Regions from separate parts of the Homo sapiens genome. Here region 1 is linked to region 2. The links are chromatin contacts, found by Hi-C or POLR2A ChIA-PET in ENCODE. All regions are on one chromosome and are shown on one strand. Each heading gives the region's core, a stretch centred on a gene start or an enhancer-like site at or near the end of the contact. The rest is flanking DNA. Distances are from core to core; before and after follow the strand shown. Region 1 overlaps TPM4 (tropomyosin 4). Region 2 has its middle 49 kb from the start of CYP4F22.

Region 1 (5,910 bases), core at 2,894-5,393, 520 kb before region 2:
CTGCCACTCTCTCCCTTGATTCAGTGGCTGAAGCAGAGTCTGCAGTAGCGTCTGTTCCCTCTGCCCTGGCTGTTCCACTACTTGGGAAGAAATTTCCAGCTTGGGTGACATGCAATCTCCAAGATTCCTTAGCTGGTTTCTAATCTCTGGTTAGTGGTCACAGCAGCACAACCAGAAATGCATCTTAAATTAGCTAGGCGTGCCAGCACTTTGGGAGGCCAAGGCAGGTGGATTACAAGGTCAGGAGCTTGAGAACATCGTGGCTAACACGGTGAAACCCTGTCTCTACTAAAAATACAAAAAAATTAGCCGGGTGTGGTGGCGGGTGCCTGTAGTCCCAGCTACTTGGGAGGCTGAGGCAGGAGAATGTCGTGAACCCAGGAGGTGAAGCTTGTAGTGAGCTGAGATCACGCCAGTGCACTCCAGCCTGGGCGACAGAGCGAGACTCTGTCTCAAAAAAAAATTAGCTGGGCATGATGGCATGCGCCTGTAGTCCCAGCTTTACTCTGGAACTCTGGAGGCCGTGGCGGGAGGATCGCTTGAGCCCAGGAGGTCGAGGCTGCAGTGAGCTGTGATCGCACCACTACATTCCAGCCTGGGTGATAGAGTAAGACCCTGTCTCAAAAAAAAAAAAAAAAAAAGAAATGAATCTTTGGGAGGTGTTTATACTGCAAAAGCATGGTGGCTGGCTCAAGTGAGAACTCCGGTGTGAATGAGGGGCAGACGCGATGATCACTGGTCGGGCCCACACCATTGCCACACAAGGAACTCCTTTTCCACCACACACAGACTGCTGCTTCTGTGAATTACACAATCTACCCTCAGTCTTCCAGAGAGCCTGTGCCAAGGCGTGCCAGAGAATGATCTGGCTACCGAGGAGAAGGCACCCTACTGGTGGCTGGGTTGCAGCACAGATACCATGGGCGGGTGAGGAACGTGGTCAGTTTCTTTTTGAGACAGAGTCTCACTCTGTTGCCCAGGCTGGAGTGCAGTGGTGCGATCTTGGCTCACTGCACCCTCTGCCTCCTGGGTTCAAGCTGGGGGATCTTGCCTTAGCCTCCTGAGTAGGTGGGATTACAGGTGCCCGCCACCACGCCCAGCTAATTTGTGTATTTTTAATAGAGACGGGGTTTCACCATGTTGGCCAGTCTGGTCTCAAACACCTGACCTCAGTTGATCCACCCGCCTCGTCATCGCAAAGTGCTGGGATTATAGGCGTGAGCCACGGCACCTGGTGCATGGTCAGTTGCAAGTACATTAACCATGCTGGTTTGCAACTGTCCCTGAAATAGCTGTCACCGTCCAAAAGCCTAAAGCCTGACAGCTCTGCTAACAATCACCTGTGCATCCCAAGTTTCCTTTCCTCCTCTCCACAGTACTCTGCTTTTTTTTTTTTTTTTTTTTTTTTGAGACAGAATCTCATCTGTCACTGAGGCTGGAGTGCAGTGGCACAATCTTGCCTCACTGCAGCTTCAAACTCTTGGGGTCAAGTGATCCTCCCACCTCAGCCTCTTGAGTAGCCAGGAGTACAGGCGTGCACCACCACACCCGGCTAATTTTTGTATTTTTTGTAGAGACAGGGTCTCACCACATTGCCCCAGTTGGTCTTGAACTCCTGAGCTCAGGCGATTTGCCCGCCTCTGCCTCCCAAAGTGCTGGGAGCACAGGCAGGAATCACTGCATCCGGCCTACCTGAAATTTGGTGTCTAGAGAACACTAAGAGGCACTGTGGCTTTCAGAGAAAATACGAGAAGCAGTGCTTTGCAAACTGACCACCATGGACAGTCATACTTGCAGTCTCACATCTGCCCGTTCTGTTTGCCTTTCTGTCTGTCGGAAGTTTCTTTTCATGGTTACCGTAAGGATAAACACCCCTCACTTTATTTTGAGATGGAGTTTTGCTCTTGTTGCCCAGGCTGGAGTGCAATGGCACGATCTCGGCTCACTGCAGCCTCTGCCTCCTGGGTTCAAGAGATTCTCTTGCCTCAGCCTCCTGAGTAGCTGGGATTACAGGTGCCCGCCACCATGGCAGGCTAATTTTTTTGTACTTTTAGGAAAGACGGGGTTTCACCATGTTGGCCAGGCTGGTCTCAAACTCCCAACCTCAGGTGATCCGTCCGCCTTGGCCTCCCAAAGTGCTGGGATTACAGGCATGAGCCACCGTGCCTGGCCACGGATAAACATCTCTACCCATGGAGTGATGGTTTACAAAGTGCTGTCATGCACTTTTTTGTGGACACATGCATGTCCTTGTGACCTTGTTTACTTTCACACCAGCTCTGCGAGGTCGGCAGCATGATCCCCATTTTCTAAAAGCAAACACGGATGCCACCAGATTCAAAGCGTCCTTACCTCTCACTCTCATCTGCAGCTTTTTCTGCCTCCTCCAGCTTCTGCAGGGCCGTGGCCAGTCGTTCCTGAGCCCTGTCCAACTCCTCCTCAACGAGCTGGATGCGTCGGTTGAGGGCGGCCACATCACCTTCAGCCTGGGGAGGTCGGAGGTGCAGCCATGTTAAGAAGTATCAGGCCAGCCACCAGTGGGAGCCTCCCCCATGTCCTGCCCTCTGTTAACCTGATCTTCCCCGTCAAAGCCCACCCAGGAGTCCAGGCCATAGGGAATTTACACTCATACCAAAATTTCAGTATGATCTTCCCGGAAAATGTCTGGGAAAAACATCTACCACTCCATAGCAAAAGATGAGCATCGCCAAGCGTGGTGGCTCATGCCTGTAATCCCAGCACTTTGGGAGGCTGAGGTGGGTGTATCACAAGGTCAAGAGATCGAGACCATCCTGGCCAACGTGGTGAAACCCTGTCTCTACTAAAAATAGAAAAATTAGCTGAGTGTGGTGGCACGTGCCTGTAGTTCCACATGCTCAGGAGGCTGAGGCAGAAGAATCACTTGAACCCGGGAGGCGGAGGTTGCCGTGAGCTGAGATCGTGCCACTGCACTCCAGCCTGGTGACAGAGCAAGACTCCGTCTCAAAAAAAAAAAAAAAAAGCGAGTGTCCCAGTACAAGATGGGTAGTTGAGTCAACATAGGAGTCAAACATACCATGTGCTTTGAGATGAATGTCAGTGCTGGTCTCTCCAGCAACACAATAGACCCAACGTTAGGCTAAGATCTAAGATAGGCTCTTCTCTGAAAAAGGCACACAGTGTTACCACGTAGAGAGTTCTAGGGCTCACTGTGAGATTCTTAGAAAGCAAGGCCATCAGTGACCCGGCTCATTGTGTCCTGTGAGTTCCGCTCCCATTCACCTGAATGGCAAGATAAATGCAAGACTATGGAGCCCTCAGTTAAATGTTGGCCATGCAATTACCAAGGTGGGACGAGGCGGGGGAGCCTCGTTGGAATTCCATCCTTCAATCCGCCTGGCTGAGAGATGGCAGGACAAAAAGATATGGAAAGGGAAAGAAAACTTGGTTGCAGGCATGGAAGACATACCCCAATAGTGTTATTGGCTTTTCAAGGTGTTTTTACCTACAAGAAAGGAAGTACAATGGGAAGCATTAAACCAGGAACTCCAGGGCCAAAAAGTGCTGGGCTGGAATCCCCGCTTTGTCATTTTCTTTTTAATTTTTTTTTTGAGATGGAGTCTTGCGCCGTCACCAAGGCTGGAGTGCAATGGCATGATCTCGGCTTGCTGCAACTTCTACCTCCCGGGTTCAAGCAATTCTGCCTCAGCCTCCTGAGTAGCTGGGATTACAGACGGACACCACCACGCCTTGCTATTTTTTTGTATTTTTAGTAGAGACAGGGTTTCGTCTTGTTGGTCAGGCTGGTCTCAAACTCCTGGCCTCACGTGATCCACCCGCCTTGGTCTCCCAAAGTACTGGGATTACAGGCGTGAGCCACTGCGCCCGACCGTGCTTTGTCATTTTCACAGCCACGTGGTGTTGGGAAGGTTGCTTCCTCATCCTGGCCCTCTCCATCCCAAAGCCTGATTAGTTACCGGACTGCCTTGAGGCTGTAACTCCAGAGGGTGGCGCCGCTTATGCCCAGCAGGTGGGATGTGCCAGAGAAAGGCATCTCTTACTGCCACGGTTTTATTTTACTGCAATTTCATCCTCACACATCGCACCCATTTTACAGGTGAAGAAACCGAGGGGCCCCACTGGGGGAAGTGGTTTTATTCAGTGACTCAGAATTGGTAAGAAATGAATGGCCTCTTAAGACCCACCCAGGGCTCTTCCTTGTCAGAACCTGTCCCCTAGGTCCTGCCAGGGCTACGAGGCAAGGCGAGTTTTCCAGCGATGCCTGCTCTTTGGAAGGAATATTGAGAACGGGTCAAACGGGCCTCAACCGAGAGGAAAAGGGAAGCCACGCTAGCTTTTTCCTATCAGAACAAATGAAGAATCCCTGAACTGGGGAAGGCTATCAAAATTATTAGGAAGGCCGGGCGCGGTGGCTCACATCCGTAATCCTAACACTTTGGGAGGCGGAGGTGGGTGGATCACATGAGGTCAGGAGTTCGAGACCAGCCTGGCCAACATGGTGAAACCGCATCTCTACTAAAAATACAAAAAAATCAGTTGGGTGTGGGGGCAGGCGCCTGTAATCCCAGCTACTTGGGAGGCTGAGGCAGGAGAATCGCTTGAACCCGGGAGGTGAAGGTTGCAATGAGCCGAGATCGCGCCACTGCACTCCAGCCTGGGTAACAGAGCAAGATTCCGTCTCAAAAAAAAAAAATTATTAGGAAACCACTCCCTCTCCTGCCCTGAGTTCATACTGGGGGAAAAAAAAATAGAATGAGGCTAACGTGGCCGAAAAACTACACAAATAGAGTCAGGAAGGTTTCTCAGCCTCAGATTCCTAGAAGCAGAAAGAGGGCACTCCCACAGGTGTTTCGTATTGCAGTGTCCTCTGAAACACCAAATGCAGAGAATTGTGAAAACCACTGATGAAACTGTCTTAAGAAACGTCACTGAGGCCTTCCCATGAATGGGTGCCTTTCATTCTTTTTAATTGCCTAGATCTTAACTCCTCCTACCACCTTCAGTAACTGGGCCAGGAACTGATGTTGCAAAAACACTCTGCAACCAACACCATTATCGAATTCCAGGACATTTTCATAACCCGCCAAAGACAAACAAACAAACAAAAAACTGTGTACCCATTAGCAGTCGAGGAATTGATTTTAAAGATCAAACAGAGGTGCTTGATTCATGAGTTGTCTTTTAAGAAGTGAGTAGCCCTTATGTGGGAAATTCTGAATCCTGGCAAACAACGCTTTTGGCAGATTTTCAGCTGTCTGGAGTTGGGAGATACACGCATATCTGTACATGCATACATATATATGTATTTTTGAAAAACTGCTAGTCACGGCCGAGTCATTTTGGGTTCCACCCCTTCCTGCAATCAAAGCCTTCCACACGCTACAAAGGATTTCCCTTATAAGGTAAAAGAGGCTTGCTAGATACATGTGGCAAAGGAACAGGAAGATGTCAGTTAATCACACAAAAATCTAAACGAAACCAGCTGTCGGGAAACAGGCCCAGAAGTCTACCACACGCCGGCTCCTGGCTTATTCTACAAGAGTGAAAGGTTTTTTTTTTTTTTTTTTTAACCCACCCCTGGTCTTAGTTCCTTTTGCCCTGGGAGAGGTTTTCCCTCTCCCAGACGGAAAGAAGCATCCTTTGCTTTTTCAAGAACTTTTCGAACTTTTTCAAGAAGTCTTCAACTCTCCAAAAACATCTTCTCTCCCAACTAGACGGTCTTGCTCCTAAATCTTGGCTCCAGGCTGAGGGCCATTTTGAAGCCGAGTTAATTGTCCTCCAGCGAGATGACTTGGGATGAGATCAGAGCAAGAGCTGTGTCGGTTAAGTGTGAGAAAGAGGCCAGACCGGCTACCGATTGAGGCTTACACCGGGTTTCTAAGGCCTCTTGGGCCAAAGCAGCCCTTACAG
Region 2 (5,929 bases), core at 2,297-4,796:
GAAATCTCACCCAACGCTCACACCAGAAGCCAGTGTTGAAGTTTCATTTAACACTCTCAAGAACTCAAAACCCAGCCAGGCACAGTGGCTCATGCTTGCAGTCCCAACACTTCGAGAGGCCAAGACAGGTGGATCGTTTCACCCCAGGAGTTCGAGACCAGCAACACAGCGAGACCCTATCTCTGAAAAAGTAAATTTAAAAAAAAAAAAAAATATATATATATATATATATACATATATAAATACAAAGAATTAGCCAGGTGTTGTGGCACATGCCTGTGGTCACAGCTACTTGGGAGGCTGGGGTGGGAGGATCGCTTGAACTCAGGAGGTTGAGGTTGCAATGAGCTAGGATTGCACCTCTGCATTCCAGCCTGGTGACAGAGTGAAACCCTATCTCAAAAAAATAAATAAATAAATAAAAATTAAAAAGATGATGAAGAAGAAGAATTGCAAACCCAACAAGCCCCTTAGTCCATATTGAGGGCAGGACCAGCAGGTATAGCTATAACTGCCACATTTGCAGCCCGGGTGACAGAAGACCAGATGAACTGGATTGGGAGACAGAAATCCTAGAAGGGAACTTTGGAAAAGTTCAGAGGTCACACAAGAGCTAGGAACCACCACCAGAGCATGTTACTCGATGTTACTCAGTGATTTCCTCTCTTCTTTTTCTTTTTAATAAACTTTATTTTTTTAATGTATTATATATTTTGGCCAGGTGCAGTGGCTCACGCCTGCAATCCCAGCACATTGAGAGTCCAAGGCAGGTGGATCACTTGAGGTCAGGAGTTTGAGACCACCCTGGCCAACATGGCGAAACCCTGTCTCTACTAAAAACACAACAAACATTAGCCAGGTGTGGTGGCATGCACCTGCAATCCTGGCTATCCAGGAGGCTGAAGCACAAGAATCACTTGAACCCAGGAGGCAAAGATTGCAGTGAGGTGAGATCGCATCACTGCACTCCAGCCTGGATAACAGAGCAATACCCTGTCTCAAAAAAAAAAAAAAAAAGAAAGAAGAAAGAAAATAAAAGAAAAAATAAAATGGTCAGGGCATTGTGGCTCATGCCCGTAATCCCAGCACTTTGAGAGGCCGAGGCAGGAAGTCGGTACCAGCAAATAGGAAGCACCAAATTGCCAGCCATGAGAGTGAGCCACCTCAAAGTATCTCTTCCAGCCTCAAATGAGCTGCCCACACTGATGCTGTGTAGGACTGAGAAAGCCATCCTGGCTGAGCCCTGCCCAAATTGTAAACTTGTGAGCAAACTAAAAGTTGTATATATTCTGATACAGATAGGAGTTCATACACACATACCAAAAAAAAAAAAAAAACTTGTATATCTTTTTTATTTTTTTGAGATGGAGTTTCGCTCTTGTTTCCCAGACTGGAGTGCAATGGCATGATCTTGGCTCACAGCAACCTCTGCCTCCCTAGTTCAAGCGATTCTCCTGCCTCAGCCTCCCAAGTAGCTGGGATTACAGGCTCACACCACCGCGCCCGGCTAACTTTGTATTTTTAGTAGAGACAGGGTTTCTCCGTGTTGGTCAGGCTGGTCTCGAACTCCCGACCTCAGGTGATCCGCCAGCCTCGGCCTCCCAAAGTGCTGGGATTACAGGCATGAGCCACCGAGCTTGGCCTGTATATTGTTTTAACCTACTAAGTTTCCTGGTAGTTCAATATACAATAATAGATAATTGAAACAGATATATTTCCCAACAAGTTTGGAGTCATCAAAAAACTGATAATGGACTGGGTGCAGTGACTCAGGCCTGTAATCACAACAGTTCGGGGGGCCAACATAGGCGGATCACTTGAATCCAGGAGTTCCAGTTCAGCCTGGGCAACATGGTAAAACCCCATCTCTACAGAAAATACAAAAAAAAGCATCTGGATGTGGTGGTGGGAGGATTGCTTGACCCCAGGAGACAGAGGTTGCAATGAGTTGAGATTGAGCCACTGCACTCCAGCCTAGGCAACAGAGCAATACCCTGTATCAAAAAAAGAAAAAAAAAAAAAGGCCGGGTGCAGTGGCTCACCCCTGTAATCCCAGCACTGGGAGGCCAAGGTGGGTGGATCATTTGAGGTCAGGAGTTCAAGACCAGCCTGGCCAGCATGGTGAAACCTCATATCTACTAAAAATAACAAAAAAAAAATTAGCCAGGCATGGTGGTGTGCCTGTAATCCCAGCTACTCAGGAAGCTGAGGCAGTAGAATCACTTGAACCCAGGAGGCAGAGGTTGCAGTGAGCCGAGATCATGCCACTGCACTCCAGCCTGGGTGACAGAGTGAGACCCTGTCTCCAAAAAAAAAATTTTTTTAATAAACAAAAAAAACCCGGTAACGTGTGCATAAATGCTTTTATATACATTGGAAAACGTTCATATATATATGAACGTTTTTTAATTTTTAAAAACTGAAAAAAGAGCACACCAAACTGCTGGGCCAGAGGTAGAAGCAGAAGCAGAAAGCGGAAGAATTTCCCTTTCAAATTTTACACTTATAACTTATTCCCTGCTCCTTCCATGTCCTTGAGGAGGGAGGAGGCTGTCAGGAGAGGAGTGAGCACCCAGCTTGTGGTCAGACAGCCCATAGTCAAAGCCAGGCTCTGCCACTCCCTCACTGCCGTGTGACCTTGGGCAAGTGATTTGCCCTCTCTGAGCCTCACATTCATCGTTGGTAAAAAAAATAAATAAAAGCGCACACTGACAGGCTTCTGGGGATTGGAGGAACCAGCACACATGTGTGTCTTAATTTGGGTTCCCTGGAACTAGACCTTAATACAAGGAGTTGAGTGCAAATCCTCTATCAGGAGGGTGACCATAAGACAAGAGTTCAACTGCCTGTTGTTTCTTTGGGAGGTGATCCCTGGAAACACAATTAGGGCAATGGAGAAGAGGGATGGGGAAGGGAAGGCAGCAGCAGTTAAAGGGACCTTTATTGAGGAAGTTTCCACTGTGGGTAGCTAGGGCTCAGCCCTGCCTAGTACCTCAGGGAGACAGAATAGAACATGCACCTCCCAGAACAAGGGAGTCTTCACCCCCAGAGAGAGGGAGCTGGGGTATTTATCCACCAATACCCACCAGTCATTACTGACAGCTTCCTCCAAGGGCATGATTTCTCCAGAATGTCCTGCCTGCACCGCACAGGTCAGACCTGGGGACAGAGGCAAGGGCTCTGACAGTGGCTCCAGCCATGAGCAGGAACACAGCCTGGTGTGTGTGGATAGTTACAGTGACTCAGTGAGTGGAGTTCTCCTCTCCTCTCCTTCCAACACACCCATCCATATGCGCACACACAGTCACACCGACACATACACGTTTACACACACTCGTGTGCACACTACAACACATGCACACACTGTTACCCAAATGCACCCAAACACATACGCGGTCACACATGCACGCTCAAACGTGCACGGACACAAAATTGAACGAATAGAGAATGGATCTCCAAATTGTCCAGCAGAGGGAGCGTTCTTCACACTCAGGAGGAAGGAGGTCCCACAGCCGCCAGCGACAGGACCAGACTTCGGTGTTTTGAGAATTACACTTGCAGTACGTGTAACAGGGCTCCGGGGACCCAGGGACCTTACTCCTCCCCTTCTCATTCTCATTTATTCACCCTCGTGGCCCTTGGCGGAAACTCAGTGTGCATTACAAGCATGATGATACCGGACTATTCGCATGACAAGAAAAAGCCGAGGTGCAGAGAGGGACAGTCACGTGCCCAAGGCCGCCCCTAGGAAGGAAGAGCCTAGATTGAGCCCACATATGTCGGATCTCAAGGCTAACTTCGTTTGCTAGTGGATGGCGAGGTTGCGCCGAAAAGGGCCCAGGAGATGTTTGGCAAAGGATGCGCTCTTGGAGACCCTCGGTTGGGAGGGGGGTGTAGGAGAGGCAGCACCTGCAAGATCCGGGTGGCTCACGTAGGGTCTGGGACTGTCTGTTTCCCATTCAGCCCCGGAGTACGTCGAACAGGGGATCCCGGCCGACGACCCCAGCACAGGCCACCGGGGGGCGCCCCAGGACACACGCCGCTGCTACTGCCTCTCGCACAGCCAGCCCCGCTTTAGCTCATCTCCTCCCCGCTCCAACTCTAGCCCAACCCCCGTCGACGCCCCCTTCTACGCTACGTGGCTAGGGATCTAGACCAGGACTGGGAGCCTGAGGGGTGGGGCAGAAGAGGACTCAGCGCCAGCGCTGAGGCCGCACCGAATGATCTTGGGTAAGTCACTTCATTCGGGGGCTCAGTTTCTACCTCTGTTAAACGGAATAATAAAAAGTGATCTTACAAGTCAGTATGAGGATTAAATGGGAATATATGGAAAGAGCACACAGGAAGCACTCAATCAAAAAAAAAAGTTTTGTTTTTGTTTTTCAGACCGAGTCTCGCTCTGTCACCCAGGCTGGAGTGCAGCGGCACTATCTTGGCTCACTGCAACCTCCGTCTCCCGGGTTCAAGCGATTCTCCTGTCTCGCCCTACCGAGTAGCTGGGACTACAGGCGCGTGCCACCACTCCCGTCTGATTTTTTTTTTATTTTTAGTAGAGACAGTGTTTCACCGTGTTAGCCAGGATGATCTCAATCTCCTGACCTCGTGATCCGCCCGCCTCGGCCTCCCAAAGTGCTGGGATTACAGGAGTCAGCCACCGCGCCCTGCCCTAATTTTTTGTATTTTAAGTAGAGATGGAGTTTCACCATGTTGGCCAGGCTGGTCTGGAACTCCTCGCCTCAACTGATCCGCCCACCCCGGCGTCCCAAAGTGCTGGGATTACAGGTGTGAGCTACCACGCCTGGCCTCATAATTGTTAGGTTAACTTTGGAGACCACCCCCAGGGCTCCCTTAAGCCCTTACTCCATACACACACACACACACACACACACACACACACGCGCGCGCGCGCGTGCGCGCACACACACACGCACACATGAGATCTCACCCAGTCTTAAAGTTTTGCTTTCTTTTCTGTTTTTTTTTTTTTGTTTTTTTTTTTTTGTTTGTTTTGGTTCTCCAGTTCATGGTTTTTAATTAGCAGAACTGTTGCCTTTGGGACTGGATAATTACTTGTTTTATTGAGCTAGGTATCCTTTGTCTTGTAGAATGTTTAGCAGAGTGCTGGGTCCCTACCCTCTAGACGCAAATAGTAACCACCGGTTGTGACAACCAAAAATGTTTCCAAATAACAACGAATGTCATCTGGTAGGAAAAATCACCCCCATTTGAAATCGCTTCACTAGCTTTTGGAAAAATATATAAAATATTTATACTAAGGCTTCCCAAATATACATGCCCAACCCAAAACTCTTGAATTGGAGAACCGTTTATTCGACTGACATGTCCAATTCCTCTGAACCAAAACTGACATCCTGACATCTCCCACAAAACAACTTACTCCACTCAGCATTCCCCACGTCAGCTGATGGCAGTTCCATTTTTCCAGATGTTCAAGCCCAAACCTAGTGTCCCCCACTTCTTTCAAACTTCACGTTTTATCCACCACCAAGCCTGACAGCACTGCCTTTGTGAACAGTCACTCCTCCTTGGAATCCAATTGCTCTTGATCACATCTAAAGACCCCGGCTTGGTTGAAGCCACCATCATGTCTCACCTGGACGAATGCAGTCACCCCTAACTGATCTGCCTAGTCCCATCTTTGCTCACACTGTCTCTGTTTAACAGAGCACACAAAGTCCTGTGGAAGTCCTGGCATGGTGGCTCACACCTGTAATTCCAGCACTTTGGGAGGCTGAGGTGGGAGGATCGCTTGAGACCAGGAGTTCAAGACCAGCCTGGGCAACATGGTAAGACCCCCGTCTCGATAACAAATACAAAGCTTAGCTGGGCATGGTGGTGTGTGCCTGTGGTCCCAGCTACTCAGGAGGCTGAGGCAGGAGGATCGTTTGAGCCCAAGGAGGCCAAGGCT

The links. Hi-C counts contacts between places; a loop is a spot of excess contacts on that map. ChIA-PET counts read pairs that join two places held with the same protein, here RNA polymerase II (POLR2A). Pooled maps may share reads with other maps.
Region 1: a pooled map shows a loop between it and region 2 (3-fold over the local background). The contact joins two enhancer-like sites. A Hi-C loop is called at or near these places in 1 of 50 pooled maps. POLR2A ChIA-PET finds 5 or more read pairs at or near these places in 2 of 52 experiments (H1 and OCI-LY7).

The regions. Positions count from the first base shown.
Region 1 is chr19:16,078,489-16,084,398 of GRCh38, reverse strand. TPM4 (tropomyosin 4) reads right to left here. Exons shown (of 8, transcript NM_003290.3): 2 at 2,353-2,486. Among named protein-coding and RNA genes, the nearest start is that of TPM4, 4.9 kb to the right of the region's middle. RefSeq lists enhancers at 3,191-3,918, 5,015-5,244, 5,275-5,344, 5,535-5,584, 5,695-5,910. Within about 2 kb of position 4,143, at least 20 of the 41 ENCODE cell types and tissues checked have a DNase peak (open chromatin) inside an H3K27ac peak, as active enhancers do.
Region 2 is chr19:15,554,113-15,560,041 of GRCh38, reverse strand. No RefSeq gene overlaps it. Among named protein-coding and RNA genes, the nearest start is that of CYP4F22, 49 kb to the right of the region's middle. RefSeq lists an enhancer at 3,570-3,709 and a silencer at 4,170-4,229. Within about 2 kb of position 3,546, at least 11 of the 41 ENCODE cell types and tissues checked have a DNase peak (open chromatin) inside an H3K27ac peak, as active enhancers do.